Regions from separate parts of the Homo sapiens genome. Here region 1 is linked to region 2. The links are chromatin contacts, found by Hi-C or POLR2A ChIA-PET in ENCODE. All regions are on one chromosome and are shown on one strand. The core of a region is the stretch at or near the end of the contact, and the rest is flanking DNA. Distances in the headings are between cores, read along the strand shown. Region 1 has its middle 19 kb from the start of CDKN1B. Region 2 overlaps LOC107984486 (a long non-coding RNA gene).

Region 1 (4,334 bases), core at 1,036-3,535, 150 kb after region 2:
TCAGGGAAGCTAGAGTCCTGATTTTTGGCCACAAACCACATATTCAGAATCAAAAGAAGATGATCTTATAATAGCGTAGGCTGAACAATAAACGTTTATAATCTCACTAGAAAAAAAGCACGTGAATGTGTAACCTAATGGTTGCTTAGTAGTGCCAGATATTGCTGCATTGTCGCGTGCAGTCTCTGGGAGCCTTTACTAAGGCCAGGCTCTGTGGGCTTCAAGGTCACAAACAGGAGCGCTGGCCTCCTGGAGCTCCACAAGGCGTCACAGCTGTAATTATTCCATGGAATTTAGGTGAGTGTTGTGAAGGATGAGTGCCATGAAGGGACCTCAGAGCTTCTGCTTCATGCTGTAGCAGTTTGGATCCCAGACAAGGTGACTAACTGAGGAAGCAAGCAGGGGCTAAAATCGAAACTCTTTCCCCAAGCCAGCCTGTGTTTACTGAAAAGAAAAGGGCCTTTAAAAATCCACCAACACTCCCTTTAGCTGAGCAGCCACTTATAGTCCCAGCTACTCGGGAGTTTGAGGTGGAAGGATCCCTTGAGCCCAGGAGTTCCAGTCCACCTGAGCAACAGAACAAGACCCCATCTCTAAAACAAACAAACAAACAAAATAAAAAATGCCATTCCATCCCCCTCACCTGCAGTGCCTTCCCCTATGTTCCAGTGGCTGCCTGTAGGATGCTGTAAGAGTTTGAAACAGGGGCCCTGACCTAGAGCGAGGGTTAGAGAATCCCTCCTAAAGAAATGACTTTCAAGTTGAGACCTGGAAGCTGAGCATGAGTTAACCAGTTGAAAGGAGGAAAGGAAGGAGAGTGAGCCAAGCAGAACACAGTCCAAGGCTGCAAGTCAGAGAAGAGCTTTGAAAGAATGTGCTTGTGGCTGGGGGGCAGTGAGCCAATGGCAGAAGGAATGAGTGCTGTGGCTGGAGTGATGGGCTTTTTAAGCCACATTAGGAATTTTGGACTTTAAGTGCAATGGGAAGCCACTGGATAATTTAAAGGTGACTTGGCAGGCACAGTGGCTGATGCCTGCAATCTCAGTGCTTTGGGAGGCCAAAGTGGATTGCTTGGGAGGCCGAAGAGGATCATTCGAGGTTAGGCATCGAAGACCTGCCTGGACAATGTGAGGCCTCATTTCTACAATAAATAAATAAATAAATAAATAAGCCAGGCATGGTGGTGAGCACCTGTAGTCATACCTACTTGGGAAGCTGAAGCAGGAGGATCGCTTGGGCCCAGGAATTCACAGTTTTAGTGAGCTATAATCCACCACTGCCACTCAGGCCTGGGTGACAGAGTGAGATCTTGTCTCTAAACTAAAATAAAATAAGCTCACACCTGTAATGTCAGCACTTTGAGAAGCTGAGGCAGGTGGATCACTTGAACCCAGCCTGGGTACCATGGCAAAACCCCATCTCTACTAAAAATACAAACAACTAGGCTGGGAGCAGTGGTTCATGCCTGTAATCCCAGCATTTTGGGAGGCTGAGGCGGGTGGATCACTCAGGAGTTCAAGACTGGCCTGGCCAGCCTGGTGAAACCCCGTCTCTACTAAAAATACAAAAAATTAGGTGAGCGTGGTGGTGTGTGCCTGTAATCCCAGCTACTCGAGAGGCTGAGGCAGGAGAACTGCTTGAACCCAGGAGGAGGAGGTTGCGGTGAGCCAAGATCACGCCACTGCACTCCAGCCTGGGCAATAAGAGTGAGAGTCTGTCTCAAAAAAAACAAAACAAAACAAAAAAACTAGCTGGGCATGGTGGTGTGCACCTGTAGTCCCAGCTACTTGGGAGGCTGAGGTGGGAGAATCACCTGAGCCTGGGAGGTCAAGGCTATAGTGAGCCATGATCACGCCACTGCACTCCAGCCTGGGTGACAGACTGAGACCCTGTCTCAAAAGAATAAATAAATAAAATAAAATAAGAGAGTGACTTGAGCAGCTTCAAATAAATTTTATTGTTTCCTCACTTTATCTAATATTAATTGAAATCCTTAGTCTTATGTTGGGGTTATCCCAATAGGACGTGGGAAAGAAAGTTCAAGCTTTCGCCTTGATAGTTCTCCATGATGCTGCTTAACATAAACAATCGAGTTTTCAAAAACCAAAACTCTTGATTTCATTAAGTAAGGAGGGTGTAATGTGTAGTGCTTGGGCCGTTAGAGGGGATGTGGTCACAAGTGGTATATCTGAGGCTTTTGAAGGAGTGCATTCAAGGAAGAGCCCTGCTTGGTGTCAGCTACTGAACCAGAGATCCGAAGAAGTGGACCTCGCCAGCCTCCTGCTCCACCCCGCTACCAGTCTTAGCTGGAGCTCCCTTTTCTTTGTCATACTCAGCCAGTTGCTCATTGCTGTTTTAGAGTCTGGCCCATGTTTTGCTCTTTGGCTGTGCGATTGGCGTGAATCTTCTAAGCAAATGAATAGCTTAGAGGTGAATACTGAATCTTTTGCTTCAAGTAGCTCAGCATTTTTGTCTTTCATTTTTACTAAGTGACTAGATTCAGTATTCGAAGATGTTTTGGCCAAATGATTCATTATTTATTTGGCTTTAGAAAGAGACTTCAAAAGGATAATAGAAATAAACAACCCAGAGGTTTTTTTTTTAAATTGAAGATTAATAAAAGAGAGACCTCTGCTGGCTACAGTGGGGTAACAACCTAGAGTTGGCCACTGACTCCACAGGAAGCTATAATGGCTGTGACCCACCCCATACGCTTTTACAGTTGTCAGCAAATTGATCACTATTTGTTCACTTCTTCAGCAATCAACTCAAGTTCTTTTGGAGTTCATTGAAGTGAGGTATAATTCCCAGTCCAATCACCACTGTTTCTGTTTCAATCTTTAGGAAAAGTATTAGTCTTTTATATTTCTCGAACATAATAGCTTTACATATGAGCCCCTGCCAAACTGAGACCTGAAATAATTCCTGCATCTTACCTTCTCTGTTTCCTTTCCCCTTTTTTGCCTCCACCTCTCCTCCTCCCCTTCTCCAGTAAAACAAAATAAAACAAATCTACACTCAAGAGAGAGTACTGATAGAAAGTGAGAAGGAGGGAGCTGGGCGCTTATCTTTGGCATATCCTCAGCTGAGGATCCAAGCTGGGGGGCCCAGGGTTGGTGTTAACTACCTGAGTAGAGCTGTAGTTCCTACTGATGTCTTCCGTGGGATTTGTTCAACCGTGGGAATGTGGCTGCACGATAGTGGAGCAAGATTCAGTGAATGCTTCAGAATATGGAGGGTCGTTATCTAGGGGGAGGAAGGGGACTGAATGTTCTCTTGAGACCTTTTGTTGGCAACAACAATAATGAGTGCCTACTATGTGCCAGGCCCTGGACTAAGTACCTTAAATACCTTAATTCTGTTTCCTGCTTTTCTTCTCTCTTCACAGTCTTAAGAATGTCTTTCTATGAGAAAAACATTGAATATATGTAAAGAACTTACAACAAGGCCTGCATAAAGTAGTAGCTATGCATGTGTTCACTATTTTATTATTATGTTTTTACTCTGGAATATGCTGCCACTCCTACACATGAGGAGAGGCTCTCCCCATACTCACCAGAGCAAGCAAGTCCTTTTTTTTTTTTTTTTTTTTAAGACACATGGAGTCTTGCTCTATTGCCCAGGCTGCAGTGCAGTGGCATGATCATGGCTCACTGCAGCCTCGACCTCTTGGGCTCAGGCAGTCCTCCTGCCTCAGCCTCCTGAGTAGCTGGGACTGCAGGTGTATGCCACCACACCTGGCTAATTTTAAATTTTTTAGAGATGGGGTCTCACTATGTTGCCCTGGCTGGTCTTGAACTCCTTTGCTCAAGCAGTCCTCCCAACTTAGCCTCCCAAATCATTGGGATGAGAAGCATGAACCACTGTGCCTGGTTAATTACATAGATATTTACATATCTACTATCTTAAAACGGTGTCCTTTTAAGAATTTCAAATGATGCTTTATAGTTTCTAATATGGTGCACTGGGTATACTGTTGATATTTAAAGTTTTGTGAATGATAAATTTCCCTACTTCAGTAGTGCCATAGAATTAATTGATTCTTGTATCTGAAATTTAATGAGTGCTTATGAAGTATGCTGGACTGTGCTAGGTTCTGACAGCATTTGAAAAGAAGTTTGACATCTGCCTGTCTGTCCCCTTTTGGCTGCCTATGAGGTGTGTAAGATGGCTGCAATTTGAGGAGGCATCCTTTGTTCCTGAGGATAGAAGGTGCATTGTGGAGTAGAAAGATACAGGAACTATAGGCGATGCCACACCAACTCTGTGCCACTTATCTCCAGAATTCCTGTACAGAAAAGAAAAGTACACTTTTATCTTGTTTAAGCCACTAT
Region 2 (4,624 bases), core at 1,754-4,253:
GGGGGACCATCATTTTGCCTACCGTACCCTCCACAAAGAAAACTCCAGGGAGATTTGCCCCTGCTTTGTCTCTCTGTCTTGCAGGACCTAACTGATCCTCTAAATCATGAACCATCTATCACAATATGATAATTGCAATAATCACAATTGGGAGGCCTTTCATGATAATATTTTTCTTCTGGTCTAAGTCTGATTCTGTTCCATGCTTAAAGATTTATTTGTAGCTAAATACAATGACTGTTAACTAAAAATTCATAAAGAAATAGTGATCTTGGCCAGGCACAGTGGCTCACGCCTATAATCCCAGCACTTTGGGAGGCCGAGGTGGGTGGATCACGAGTTAAGGAGTTTAAGACCAGCCTGGCCAACATGGTGAAACTCCGTCTCTACTAAAAATACAAAAATTAGCCAGGTGTGGTGGCAGTCGCCTGTAATCCCAGCTACTCGGGAGGCTGAGGCAGAGAAAAAAAGAAATAATGATCTCAGGAAATCCTTTCCAGTATGGGGGAAAAAAAGGTTTATCATCAACCATTCACTTTTATAAATGATATGAATGTCCATTTCTTTTTTTCTTCAAGTCAGAGTCTTGCTCTTCTGTCACCCAGGCTAGAGTGCAGTGGCCCAAGTACAGCTCACAGTAGCCTCAACCTGCCAGACTCTAGCAATCCTCCTACTTCAGCCTCCCTAGTAGCTGGGACAACAGGCACTTACCACCATGTCCAGCTAATTTTCGTATTTATTTATTTATTTATTTATTTATTTATTTATTTATTTATTTATTTATTTGTAAAGAGAGGGTCTTACTGTGTTGCCCAGGCTAGTCTCAAACTTCTGGGCTCAAGTGATCCTCCTGCCTCAGCCTCCCAAAGTGCCAGGATTACAGGCATGAGCCACCACACCTGACTGAATGTGTATTTTATTTCTGAAACAAAACCACTACACATGATTGTTACCAATATGTTTCTATTTTTTTTTTTTTTAGCTGGGTATACCTGTAATACCTGTAGTCCCAGCTATTCAGGAGGCTGAGGTGGGAGGATCACCTGAGCCCAGGAGTTTGAGGCTGCAGTGAGCCATGGTTGTGCCACTGACGGCATGACAGAGTGAGAGTTTCTATTTTTTTAACAGAACCCCAACAGCGGTGCTTTCATTTTAGATCCAATTGATGATTAATGGACGGCAGAGTATGTCTTAAGAAAGACAGGTGAAAAATATCAGGTTGCAAAGCAAAGCACGTAAATATACCAAAGCCAGAATTTTTTTTATTTTTGTAAGGGGTAAAAGGCCATGAGTACTATTTTAGGAGTACCAAAAGTTCAAACACTGTAGTTGGAAATGGATAAAACCTCAATACCTTTGAATCTGACACTGAAATTTAGTATTTCTATCTTTTAAGTTCTTTTATCTCAAGGTATATAAAAGTGCTCCAAATAAATATGTCCAAATCTTGGGATTTTCTTTTTTTTTGACATGGAGTTTCACTCTTGTTGCCCAGGCTGGAGTGCAATGGCGTGATCTCGGCTCACCACAACTTCTGCCCCCTGAGTTCAAGCAATTCTCCTGCCTCAGGCTCCCAAGTAGCTGGGATTACAGGCATGCACCACCACGCCCGGCTAATTTTGTATTTGTAGTAGAGACAGGGTTTCTCCATGTTGGTCAGGCTGGTCTCGAACTCCCGACCTCAGGTGATCTGTCTGCCTTGGCCTCCCAAAGTGCTGGGATTACAGGCATGAGCCACCACGTCTGGTGAGCATTAAAAATTTTGTTATAAATTTCAGCATTAAAAAATGTGTTAATGGTTGATCCTAATTTTCTAGTGGGTAGGAGGTTAGCTTTAGTACCTGATTGAAAGAAAACAGCTTGAAAAACAGGAGAGGCTAGCACTAAATTGTTTTATGACTTTGGGCAGGAGACTCAAGAGAAGGAAAATAGAGAGCCCAACAGGTATTGAGCATCTATTATTGCCAAGCACTGTGTTTGCATATATTATTTCCCTGAGTTTTTACAACATTTCCTGTGGGTCGCCATTGTTACACTTTAAAGATGAGGAAATCAAGGCTCTGAGATGTTAACAGACTCTCCCACAATCGCACAGCTAAAGGGTAACAGCACTGGGATTAGAGTCCAGTACTGCCTAACTCCAAAGCCCATGCATATGCTTTCCACCACCCTCAGCTGCTCTTGCCTTGTTTCCTCATCTACAAAACAAGGGAGTTCAGTCAGATAATCTCTGATGCCCCTCAAGTTCTACCTGCATGGCCTTTGTGGTTGGGAGGAGAAAGGGGAATCAGGGCAGGGTCTCCGGCACTGTGCTGAGTGGTCTTCTTCTGAGTGGGAAAGCAATGAAACCACGTGTCTTACTGGTGCTGTACTGACTCCCTGTCCTGTGAAAGAAGGCTGCTGCTGCTGGCAACACTGCAAATGACGATGGGACTCCCAGGCCCACAGCCCTCAAAAGGAAGTGAGTCTTCTCATTCTCCTTTGCAGGGCCACTTTTTATAAATTTACATTTCCAAAACCAAATCCATCAACATTTACTGTTGAGAATTTTATTGTGCCCAACACTGAGTTAAATGGTATTGCAAGGCTCTATATACAATAGCAAGGAAGTATAAGATGTGGTCTGTATTCTCAGGAACTTACAACTAGCTGGGAGAACACAACACACAAAGCAATTTTTGAAGGACACTGTATAATGCAGGACTGAATTGTGTAGTCCAGATGATATGTACTACAGGAGTGCAGAGAAATGGGCGTTCAGTGGGGGCTACAGCACCCGTGAGAACTGGAGCAGAGACAACGTTATTCACCTTGCATTCTTGACTAGTCTTTCTTGGCCTTTTCTGTAATTGTGAAACCCTGGTATGACTCTTTGACATAGTTCAAACATTCTCTGCTTTGCAGGCTGCAGTGATGTCCTTCATATCACGTCATCTTAGTGCCACTTCATCTTTATTGGCATGTGTGGGAGGAACAAAACCCCAGTGGTATGCAAACACCGTCATGGGGACTTGCTTCAAGCCATGGGAAGTTTCACGCAAAGCCAGTTTCTCAGTAGGGCAAATGTTGTGTAAAAGTACAAGAAGTTTGAGAAACTAGTTAAAGGCAAAGCCTGTCACAGCAAGAATGAGATTTGAATGGGGACACTTTCCTGTCTGTGTCAGGGATGGTCTGATGGTCTACTCCCAGCCCCTCACCTTCGGAGCCCCTGTGCTTAAGTACTTCGCTGACAACATGGCCCAGAGGCGAAAGGACCTTGTCCAATGCAGCAGGAACTTCTTATTCCCAAACCCTCTGCCCACCCTCATAGGCCAGTCTTTTGATAAGAGGCTGTAGACCTGAAAAATTATTCTAGAATGTTGGATCTAATAGATTTAATAGTCACTATATATTTACTGCATGTTCTGAAACAAGGCTGGATTGAGGACTGTTTTCATTTGAGCTGAAGACACAAAATGAATATACAGGAAACAGCAGCTAAGTGTACCTGACAGATTAATGGCATCAAGTGCTAAGCCAAGGGTAATTGGTTCAGAAAAATGAGACACTGATAAGTACAGAAGTAATGAGGGAAAGTGTCACCAAGCCAACGTTTAGGAGAGACCTTAAAAAATGGAAAGAATCTGGATTGGCAGGAAAGAGAAATTATGACATTCTAGAAATGATATAGTACCTACTATTTCATGTGATGAATTATAAATTATAATAGGAAACCATTATCAAAGGCAAGAAAAGTGAAAGATATATTCATGGAAAACCAAAGCAGTCAGCCTGTCTGGAGGAAGGGTGGCATAAGAATGTACATAGCAAAAATTAATGGGAAGTTAAGATCATCTGAATAAGATGAATTCATCAACATACTTAGGCTGGGCACGGTGGCTCATGCCTATAATCCCAGCACTTTGGGAGGCTGAAGTGGGTGGATCGCTTGAGCCCAAAAATTCAAGACTAGCCTGAGAAACACAGTGAGACCCTTTCTCTACAAAAATACAAAACAATTTAGCGGGGTGTGAAGGTGTGCGCCTATAGTCCCAGGGAGTATAGTACTTGGGAGGCTGAGGTGGAAGGACAGCTTGATCCTGGGAGGTCGAGGCTGCAAGTGAGCTATGATCACTGCACACCAGTGTCGGTGACAGAGTGAGACACTGTCTCACACAAACAAACTTACCAAACATATATCAAGTGCTGATTACACTAGGTCTCTTGCTGCATAATTATAATAGTTTACACCTATTAAAGCTTACAATGTGCCTTGCACTGTGTTAAAGTGCTTTACATATATTATCTCATTTAATTGTCACGACAGACCTATGAGGTATATGTTACCTCATAGGTAATGTATCCATTTTACAGATGAAACTGATGAAACCCAGAGAGGCTAAGGAACTTGCTTCAGGTCACATAGTTACTGAGTGGGAAAGCCTAGTATTGAACCAAGTAAGTCAGCCCAAACACGGGTTCCGAGCACAATGCTAAACTGTCTCCACAGATATTACTACAATCTCATAAACTTCCCTATGACATAGGTATTATCACCCCAGTTTTGCAAATGGGGATTCAAGGTTTCGAGAGTCAGTGAATTGCCCAAGGTCATTCTGCTGAGTACGGGGCTAGGATTTGAAAG

The links. A loop is a pair of places that touch in the nucleus more often than their neighbours do. ChIA-PET counts read pairs that join two places held with the same protein, here RNA polymerase II (POLR2A). Pooled maps may share reads with other maps.
Region 1: a pooled map shows a loop between it and region 2 (3-fold over the local background). The contact joins two enhancer-like sites. A Hi-C loop is called at or near these places in 2 of 37 single-sample maps with no recorded cell type and 7 of 50 pooled maps. POLR2A ChIA-PET finds 5 or more read pairs at or near these places in 7 of 52 experiments (OCI-LY7, PC-9, T-cell and 4 more).

What each region holds. Positions count from the first base shown.
Region 1 is chr12:12,734,631-12,738,964 of GRCh38, forward strand. It overlaps a transcript of APOLD1 not described here. Among named protein-coding and RNA genes, the nearest start is that of CDKN1B, 19 kb to the left of the region's middle. Within about 2 kb of position 2,286, at least 13 of the 41 ENCODE cell types and tissues checked have a DNase peak (open chromatin) inside an H3K27ac peak, as active enhancers do.
Region 2 is chr12:12,580,149-12,584,772 of GRCh38, forward strand. All of the region lies in intron 1 of LOC107984486 (a long non-coding RNA gene), which reads right to left. Among named protein-coding and RNA genes, the nearest start is that of DUSP16, 20 kb to the left of the region's middle. RefSeq lists an enhancer at 3,295-3,354. Within about 2 kb of position 3,004, at least 8 of the 41 ENCODE cell types and tissues checked have a DNase peak (open chromatin) inside an H3K27ac peak, as active enhancers do.